2 separate regions of the Homo sapiens genome follow, and region 1 is linked to region 2. Evidence: chromatin contacts called from ENCODE Hi-C or POLR2A ChIA-PET data. All regions are on one chromosome and are shown on one strand. The core of a region is the stretch at or near the end of the contact, and the rest is flanking DNA. Distances in the headings are between cores, read along the strand shown.

Region 1 (4,711 bases), core at 510-3,009, 270 kb before region 2:
GGTTTGGGGTGACCTCTGACCCTCTCCCACAGTTCCTCCCAAGTCCCACTGCACAAAACTAAGCCACCCTCAAATCCCAGGCTCTAATTGGCTCTTTGGTTTGTTTTGCTTTTCTCTTCTATCCAGAGCTTCAAAAGGCACTTCGATAATTGTTTGAGGCATGAAAAAGGCAGGTTTCAGCTTTCCTAACTGGAATGGAGGTAATTACTGTCTTCCACACACGAGCCGGTACATGCTTGAAATCAGATGGCTCTGGGTTGTTTTAGAAAGTGTAGCTGGGCCTCTGAGCCAGGAGAGGGAGGATTATGGAGCCTTCCAGCGGCTCCATTCCAGAGAGGGAGGAATTCAGACATCCCAGAAACGGTGAGGGTAACTTCCATATTTTTTTTGCAGTCTCTTCAATTCTGCCCAAGAGATTTGGCCTGAAAAGATTGTGCCTTCAACCTCATCCTGGAAATTCAGGTAGCATTTTTCGGTTTTCTCTCTCAGGAGACAGAAGCTGACACCCCACATGACTCCCATCTTGTCTGTAATCAGCAACCAGGGCTTTGACCTGCACTGTCCTCCTTTCCAGCAGCAGAAAGGGGTCAAACTGAGCCAGGTCTAGTAAGAGCTATCTCAGAGAACCAGAACACGGATTTGCTTTTGTTCTCTCAGGACAGCAAACCCAAGGGAGGGCAGACTCAGGCTCACATCCCACTCACACGGCCCTGAGTGTGGACTGGGAGCAAGACGCTGCTTCAAATTTCAGCCTGCCAGCTGTGTGTCCACAGGCAGCTAACAAACATCTCTCATCCAGCCACAGCCTCACCCAGAGAAGAGTAACCGACCCAACCTTATAGCGTTGCTGTGAAGTCAGTTAACATAGGGCTGAAGTTTGCTGTGAAGTCACAGCAACCCTATGTTATGGTTAACTTCATTTAACATAGGGTTAATGTAGGTTTAATATGAGGGGCTAACAATTACATATAAATGTTAGCTACTGTAATTGTCAGATGCATGGCCACTGGTGCCAAAGGAACCACTCTGAAAATTCTGGAGGTTTTCAAGACTCTGGGGATTCAGAAATGGAGGAAGAAAAGAAGCTGCTGCAGGAACAGTGCAGGGAAGCTAGAAGGGAACAGGGTGGCAGCCCCAGCTCAAAAGGTCTTCCCTCTCAAGGGCACCACCTGAAACGTATAAGGTTGCCTGAAATTCCACAGATTAGACATTTAGTTTTGCTTCTTTACAACAATATATCTCAAAGAGAACTGGCTGGTTAAACATTATTCATACATCTGTGTGAACTGGTTTATTTGCTCTCTTCCTAATACCTACACACTTAGAAACTCCAGGGAGCAAAGAGCTTGGGTCTGAGTTAGGGACTAGGAAAGGAACAGAAAGTAATAACTTAGAGTCATGAAGCACTGTCCAAGACATGGCCAGCTGTTCAGACTCTGAGAGCCCCAGTTCAATTCACTGGCTGGCCTGCAGACAGCCTGCCTGGCTCATGAGAAGGGAGGAGTGGGGAGTCAGGACCTGGAGGTCCTGAGGTGCTTTTCTGATGTTGGTACTTTCACGTTGCCCACTCATAAAATACCCTTTGTAAATGGCTTCTGGGACTCCCTCCTCTCTGGGAGTGCCTCCTTCGTGAGCTCTGCATATGGGTGGCCCAGAGAGCAGGCCCCAGCTGTTGCCTCTCCTCAGACATTCCATCCCTATGACCTCATCCAGGTGCGGGCTTGAGTCACCACTCCACTACAGACTCTCTTGATTTGGATATTCAGTTGCCTACTTGACATCTCCCTTTCAAGTACCTCAAACAAAACGCTCCATGTGCCCTTACCCCTACCCCCTGCCACCCAAAACAATCCAAACAAAAACTCCATCAGCCTGGTCTCCATGGACATGTTCTTGATGCAGTCAACCTTTCAGGACTATTGACGTTTCTCTTTGTACCTTGTACTTTTCTTTCACAGCCCTTAGGACAATGTATAATCACTTACTTATTTTCATATTGACTTGTGTAATACCTGTTTCCCAATAGACTGTAAAATTCATGAGAATGAGACCAGGTGGTTTGTCTCCTGTTCTTCCCCACACCCTAACTGGCACACAGTAGGTCCTCACTATGTATTTGTTGAATGGATAGTATTAAAGTGAAGATGGGTCCTAGGGTGAGGAAGAGTTTCTGGGCACAAAGAAAGGCCATGAAACCTGGCAAAAAATACATATGAGCTCATATCTTGTTTTCCTGAGGAGCTATTTGGTTTCTTCCTCCTCCTATTTGATGAAGTTATATGTTTAATTAAAGCCCTGAACAGTTAGAACAAATGTATAGGAAATGATCACATGATCATGAACTTAGCAAACAGCTACAAGCTTAACTGTCTAATATGGGGAGTGCCTAAATGATATGTATCAATATGGTTGACTCTCAGTTATCCATTCCAGTGGATAATCTAATAGCCAGTAATCTAATAGTTCATAATTTACTTGCCTATAATCCCATAAGTTTTACATGTGGCTTTGGATTATGTTTTGGAATTTGCACCAGGGTATGGGGGCTCTGATGGTTTAGGAATTCACAGTACTTTGAGCATATATGTCCTATGTCACTACCCCAGTTGCCCATTAAGGATTCCTCTGGGTTCCAACTGCATGTGGAAAAAATACTGCATTGTGCTTAGGAGGAAAGTGCATTGGTCTTTGTTTGTTTGTTTGTTTGTTTTGTTTTGGCTGTAAAAATTGGGGTCCAAACCCCAGCTCTTGCATTTACTAACTAGCTCTGTTTTCACACTACTTGTCCCCGTCTAAACCACTCCCTCAGGCAGGTGCAAAACAAGGCGAAAGCAGAGTTAAGCTCCTTATGAACTTTCTGTTTTACATCTAGGCAAAGAAACGTTCTCTCTTCTCCTTTTTTTCTCTTTTTCTTTCTGCCTTAGAAGACCTTCTCTTCCAGCTCAGTGGGATGAAGTCAACAAGGTCTTTGCTTTACAAAATCATGCCTGATTGGGAAAGATCCTGAAAATGTCTAGACAAATCTGAAAGAAAAATGCTGTCCTGGGCAATCTAATACAGAAAACTGACTCTGGGCTTTCCCTGGGCTCCACTGGTCCCACCAATGGTGCAAATGACGGTGACTTTCTCCACGTTCTACATACATCTGGGCATTTGCTCATGCTGTCTTGGGTCAAAGTCTCAAGTTGGAAAATGGATTCATCCTGAGATCCAAGGCAGAACCAGTCGTGTTGTCAGTGGGTAGCTGAGACCCCAAAATTCCCACCTCTTTTCCTGTCATGAAGTTTCTATCTCGAGAGAAAACAGCTGTCCATTCTTAGGCCAACTGGGACTGAAGCCAGCTGTTCCTTCCAGATGCCAAGAGTCAGATGCACGCCCACTCTTTTCTCCTATTCCCTAAGGCTGAAGTCTCAAACTTTATTGAATTTATTAATAACCTCAGGGACTTGCTAAAAAGCATTTCCCCAGGCTCTACCTCCAGAGAATCTGATTCAGTTAATTCAGGTTGGCCAGGAAATCTGCATGTTAAATAACAACCCTCCTGCCCCACCTCATTTCTGATCTCTAGGAAATTCCTATGTAATTGGTCTGAGAATCATACTTTGAGTGACAATAGCCACAGTGGAGGCACTGGTGTGCCGGTAAATGTTTAACAACTGGCTCTGGAGGTGGAAAAGCCTGGTTTGTAGCTTGCTGATTTCTGTGGTATAAATATTCCCACCTTGGTCAACTCAAGCTACAAATATGACATCATGATTGTGAAGTTGGGAAAAGGTTTGTGCAATCAGTTCTGATAAGCCCATAGTAACTGATTTCAGCATGCCCACTGGGTGGAAGTGGCCGGATGCCTCCAAATGCTGGTTCCTAGGCTCTGGCATAGAAGGGCCACTGTTTGGTCCAGAATGTCACATCCCCTAATTTTTTTTCCCTAAATCCTTCGTTTTTTGAATGGTTTGTTTTGGTTACTGGCTCTCGGAGACCTTGAGGGGTTCCAAGCCAGAGAACAAAGAAGGGGAAGAGAAGGAGCTCCAAGAAAGAAAATGCAATTAGTGTAGGATGTTGGCCTCAGCTACGCTGCTAACCTTGTTCAACCCAGCTTTCAGCAGGGAAGGGGTTTCAAACACCTGTCTCTGCCTTCATTTGATAAGCTTTCTGGTCAAGTCACATTAACCTGATCCTGCTGACCTGGAGAAGGATGAAAAGGCTGAGTGTCGGGGACCTGAGGGGATGAAAGTGGATGGGGGAGGCCTGGGGGGGGGGCTCATATGACCTGGGGTCACCATCGGCTTAAGGCTTCCCCTTTGTCTCCCTGCTCTGGCCCCATGTTTGAAGGTTCTGGTGATTTCCTCCCGCCCCCCGACTAGGCGAACAGATGTGGAAAGATCTCCAGTTCCCAGGGCTCAGGACACAACTGCCTGTTGTTTCCCGCCTGCAGACCGGGGCCTGCAGTCACAGGCAGAACAGCTACGCAATCACTTGCCAAAGAGCTGAGCCCAGTCAGGTGTGGGGTGCAAGCCTACTCTGCCTTTTGGGAGTGAGAGGATGTGTAAGCCTAGCTGAACAAGAATGGAAAACAACCATGTTCCCGCCCTGTTGTGCTCTAAGTTCACTGTGTAGGAATTCAGAGGCACTTTAGCAGAGGCAATGACTTGAGCTCTTCCACGGCAATACAATGCTCACAGGTGCCATGACCATTTGAACAAACGCTGCC
Region 2 (4,588 bases), core at 417-2,916:
TAGAGAAGTGTAAAAATAAAGACAGGACGAATGAGGGGGACTGGTAGGGAGACAGGAAGAAGGAGTGACAAACAACAGCAAAAATATCTTAAATAAATAATTCAGAATGGATGCTAAATACAAAAGTGGGAGCCAAGCCAGACTAAAGTTCAGATGCATCTAGGGTTACTTTGTGCAACACATTTATTCACTAAAGCGCCAAAGCAGCTATTAGAGGAAACAATAAAGAGGCCCTCTCCCCTGGAAATTTGAGTCCTGCTTTGGAATTTTTATGACATTTCTTCCTTAACAAACAAGAAGGTCTCACCACCTTCCCCTGGCTTCAAAGCCTCACTATGGCGGTGGCCTGAGATTAATATCCTTGGTCTGATTTATATATGTTGTTTGAGGTATTTTCAAAAGTCATGTAGTTTATGAAAGAATTGCAGCTCTAGCAGGCAAACAAATAAACAAGACCCCCATATCTCTAACCTACAGGATTGCCCTGATTACCATGACTCACTTGGTCATTTCAACAATGCCCTTTCATGTCACCAGGGCTGTGTGTGCAAAATTAGGACACTACCTGGACCTCCAGCTAAACACTAAAAAATACTCTAGGATTCCCAGTCGGAAAGTGGTGAGGGTGTGATGTAAGTATGTGTGTAAAACTATAGTCCAGTTGGTTTTTGTTTTATATAACAAGTGGGTTCCTGAAAAGTCAAGATTTAAGTACTTTTTTTTGTAGATTAAAACATTTACAATTCACATCAGAAGCTCACTATTTAATGAAATCCGATTGTGGTTCCAGTTACAAAGAACGCTTTTGTAATTAAAATACAACCTTTTTGTTTGATCGATTTTATACATTCAGACTTGGTTTTACAGGAGTTTCTTAATGTAGGGTATACTTAGAGTATTATTACTAGTTGGTAAGTATTGTTTTGTTTTAATGCTATTCTTTTCTTTTTCAGCAAAAATCCAAAGAAGTATTTCCGCAGCCCAAGTTCATACTCTTCACAACATGAAAGACAGAACTTGCTCTGCTTTATTTAGCTTAGTGTGTCCTGTGGCATGTGAGGCATCCAGGGTAGCAGACACCAGCAAATTGCTAGGAAGAAACTGAGAGGCAATGACCCACCGACTGCACGGCAGTATTTCCAAACCGGTGACAGAGCTGAACCAGGATCAGACTGCTCTTTAAAAACACCTGTTCTGTAAACCTGAGTTAGTGAGGGCAGCATCTTCCAACTGACTCAGCCCAGCCACTGCTGCCCCTCTGCCAGAGGGCCTGGTGCCATTCGGGCAAGGACTCAGGTGCCTTACCCCCAGACCCTTCATGACCCACTGCCACACAAAGGCGAGGGTGCCAGCACCAATGGGCACATCCATCCCAATCTGCCATTTCAAAGCAGCTGCCTGCAGGCTGTGTCCGCCCTCTGCTAGCAGAGTGCAATGGGGCAGAGAAATTAAAATCCAGGGGAGCTGGGGAAAAAAGAAAGATGGAAATCTTAAAGACAGTATCTTGGAAGCATACGTTTTAGAATCACTGCAGCCAGTTCCCTGTCAAGAAAATATTGGCCTTGTTGGTTGGTCCAATCTCATGTAGCCACAGATGGTTTTATGCCTCACTATTCAGATACCCACTCCCCAGAGTAGTGAGAAACAAAGGATGTGGTGCTTTGTGGTGTAGTTATTCTGCCACCTAGTGTTACATGTAAAAACAAACAAATAAATTAAAAAAAAAAGGCTATGTTAGAAGAGTAAAAGTAGAATCATGAACTTCACTAAACTGCATTTTTTTTTTCTTTCCAAACATGAAGATCCTTCACATACAGTGGCAGCCTGGGGAGGCATTGCCAACAATTACAACAGCCCTTCTCATTTGAATTGAATGGAAGGCCAAAGAGCATGAGGTCTGAAGTTTAGGATGTGAAGGAGAAAAGAACATAACCTCAAAAACCCAATTTTAATGATATTTAAAAGGCCTATTCCCTCCAGGTAAGGTAAATACCATGAATACAATAATACAAACTGGAACTGGACAAGGAAAGTACAGTTTCTGTCCTGAAGAAGAGAGGAAAGAGTAAACAGAAAAAATGTGGATTGCTTTTTAAAGTATTATTACTTCTGCAACTAACGCATTATGAAGTAATAAAATGAGCTATGGGCTTGGGGTGAAGGTCTGAGTGTGAGTCCCAATTCAGTAGCTTCCTCGCTGTGCTGGTGAGTTGTGCAATATCTCTGAGCTTCGATTTGGTGTTCTGGAAAACAGCTGTACACTTACACACACATTCTTCCTCCTTTTACAACACTGTCCTGAGGATCAATTAGAAATGTACATGAAGGCATTTTGTAACTATAAAGCGCTTTGCAGCACCCTGAAGACCATTTCCCTCACTATATTGTTCTCTTTTTGCAGTTATGTCTGCCATTTATATGTATATGGCTTTCTGTATTTAACTTGTCCTGGAGTGCTAGTGATCATTCTTAAATAAGTGCTTTCAGGATTAAAAGAAGTATTAAATAGGAAAATGTGCAAGTATGTCATGCAACATATAAAAAATCCCCCAAATAGACTAATAAAGAATTAGCATTACAGTTTAAAATTAGATTATTCCAAGTGTTTCTCCTTAAAATTATGTTCCGTTGAGAATGATAAGCCATCTTGGTTAGTTGTTTCTACTAAAATTAGTATATTCATGAAAGTTCTTAAAATTACAGGGAATCTGAACTGAACTTTCCTTCTTGTGGGCAGAGCCTTCCATTGTGATAAACCAGGCATCAGGAAATAGTTTTTCATTTCCGTTCCTGCACTAACTAGCTATGTAACTTTAAGCAATTTCAGTTTCCAAATGGGCAAAAAGTAAGAGGTAAACAAAATAACCATGCCTTCCAGTTCTATGATGACAAGTTGTTGTTCTGCTTTTGATAGCAAAATTTAAAGACAATTCAAAATCCGTGATAGACTAGCTATAATGTAATTTTCAGAAATGTCCTACAAGTTACATACATTTTTTTTTTCAAGCTGAAGTTTTATTTAAAATGTAAAAGAAATGTTCCCCCAAAATGCTGGTGAATAAAGCAAAAGGATACCATACAGTGCTCTCTTCCTACGAGTTAGCCAGCCTATCCAAGCACAGGGCAATATACAGTACTTAATGCTGGTAGAATTTCACAGTAGTTTAGTGTTAAAGATTATCTGTGCCTAGATTATGAAGAGATTCTCAGTGTGTGATGTTTAGTTCAGGGTTTACTTCTTACTGGGCATGAACAAGAGCCCCTGCTCTTCAGTCACAGGATAGAAAAGACAGCATTAAGTGAGATGGCCACTGTAGCATGGGTGTGTTTGTGTCCTTTATCAGAACTTAGAGCTGCTCAGAAACCACTGCGGGCTAAAACAAACAGGCTACAAGAAAGTGCGTACCCAGCCACCTACCTGGCCTTTCAAAATTGCAAAGAAAGACTTTACTTCCACTTAGCTCTGAAAACACCCTTTGCTCTTTTTAGTAATATTTTTAACAATGCCAAGAAAAGAACTCTATTTATCCAGATTTCCTCTCTCCTTAGAAATGTCAACATTACTCAGGAGTATAGCAAAAAACAGCCTGGAGTTTTCATGATGTGAACGTGAGACCAAAGTCACACTGAGGAGAGATTAAACTTGGAACATGATTGCCAGTAAAGAAGATAACTCCTGCCTAGAAAAAGCCCAGCTGGTGACTTCCGTTACAGAATTCACAACCACACTGGGTTCACAAGCCCTTCTTCCCACATGGAAGCCCCCTTTTCTTAAATGTCCCAGATTCTCTCTCCTTTAGATTGATGCCAGTGCCTCTTCTCATAAAAGTGCTCAGCTTTGCTCCATCTCCCTGGTTTGTACAAACCCTGGCATATTTTGGCCTGGAAGATTTAGCCCTTTTCTTTCCCCTGTCTACTGGAACTTCTATCCTTTTTTGTCAAAAAGATTTTTTTTTTTCAAGGCTTTCCAATAATCTGCTGGAGGCCACAGAGACAGATCTAATCATGGTTCTCATCAATCTTTCTCCCATGGCCAAACAGAGCCAGGAGGCTTCATGGAATGGTGCTGAATTCTTTTTTCTCCCTCAAGACGTACTTCTGTCCAGGGAGTTAGGGCCCACTGTGTGTTCCTGGGAGCTAACATTTCCTGGGGAGTGTTTAGGGATTTCACATTTACCCTAAACAAAATAACATATAAAACTTTAAGTCTAAATTCCACAGAGCTTTTTAAAAGGAGGGGCCTTGTCTCTCCTTGGCTTACAGCAGCCCTGAAGGCTTGTTGTATCTCATTCATTTTGGCCATTTTCCAGAGCAGCTGACAAACTGAAAATAAGCACACTGCTGTCTCCCCTCCTTCACTCCCCGCACTACCTTCCCCGGCTCCTGACAACCACCACTCCTCACACCCACAGATCCATGAGGGTCAGGCCCATTCTCAGAATAATGTGGAGGTGAACCCTACCTCCACCTCATTGCTCCGACTTTAATACCAATCTTGAACAGTCTTGGTTTGGGATTTCAAATGTAAGTCATTCTTGGCCTAAATCAGATTGTGGGATTAGAGCCCTATTCAACTTGTGAGAGCAGG

Evidence for each region. Hi-C counts contacts between places; a loop is a spot of excess contacts on that map. ChIA-PET counts read pairs that join two places held with the same protein, here RNA polymerase II (POLR2A). Pooled maps may share reads with other maps.
Region 1: a loop to region 2 is called in a map of sigmoid colon, with 2.7 times the contacts of the local background. The contact joins two enhancer-like sites. A Hi-C loop is called at or near these places in 15 of 168 maps with a recorded cell type or tissue (CD4-positive, alpha-beta T cell, Calu3, PC-9 and 7 more), 10 of 37 single-sample maps with no recorded cell type and 24 of 50 pooled maps. POLR2A ChIA-PET finds 5 or more read pairs at or near these places in 4 of 52 experiments (MCF 10A, PC-3, PC-9 and 1 more).

The regions. Positions count from the first base shown.
Region 1 is chr14:68,518,104-68,522,814 of GRCh38, reverse strand. LOC124903334 (a long non-coding RNA gene) reads left to right here. Exons shown (of 3, transcript XR_007064223.1): 2 at 1-200; 3 at 394-4,711. It also overlaps a transcript of RAD51B not described here. Among named protein-coding and RNA genes, the nearest start is that of RAD51B-AS1, 160 kb to the left of the region's middle. Within about 2 kb of position 1,759, at least 17 of the 41 ENCODE cell types and tissues checked have a DNase peak (open chromatin) inside an H3K27ac peak, as active enhancers do; they include PC-9, prostate gland and sigmoid colon, where a contact is called at or near this core.
Region 2 is chr14:68,245,674-68,250,261 of GRCh38, reverse strand. The region is part of intron 7 of RAD51B (RAD51 paralog B); the gene reads right to left. Among named protein-coding and RNA genes, the nearest start is that of RAD51B, 430 kb to the right of the region's middle. Within about 2 kb of position 1,666, at least 26 of the 41 ENCODE cell types and tissues checked have a DNase peak (open chromatin) inside an H3K27ac peak, as active enhancers do; they include PC-9, prostate gland and sigmoid colon, where a contact is called at or near this core.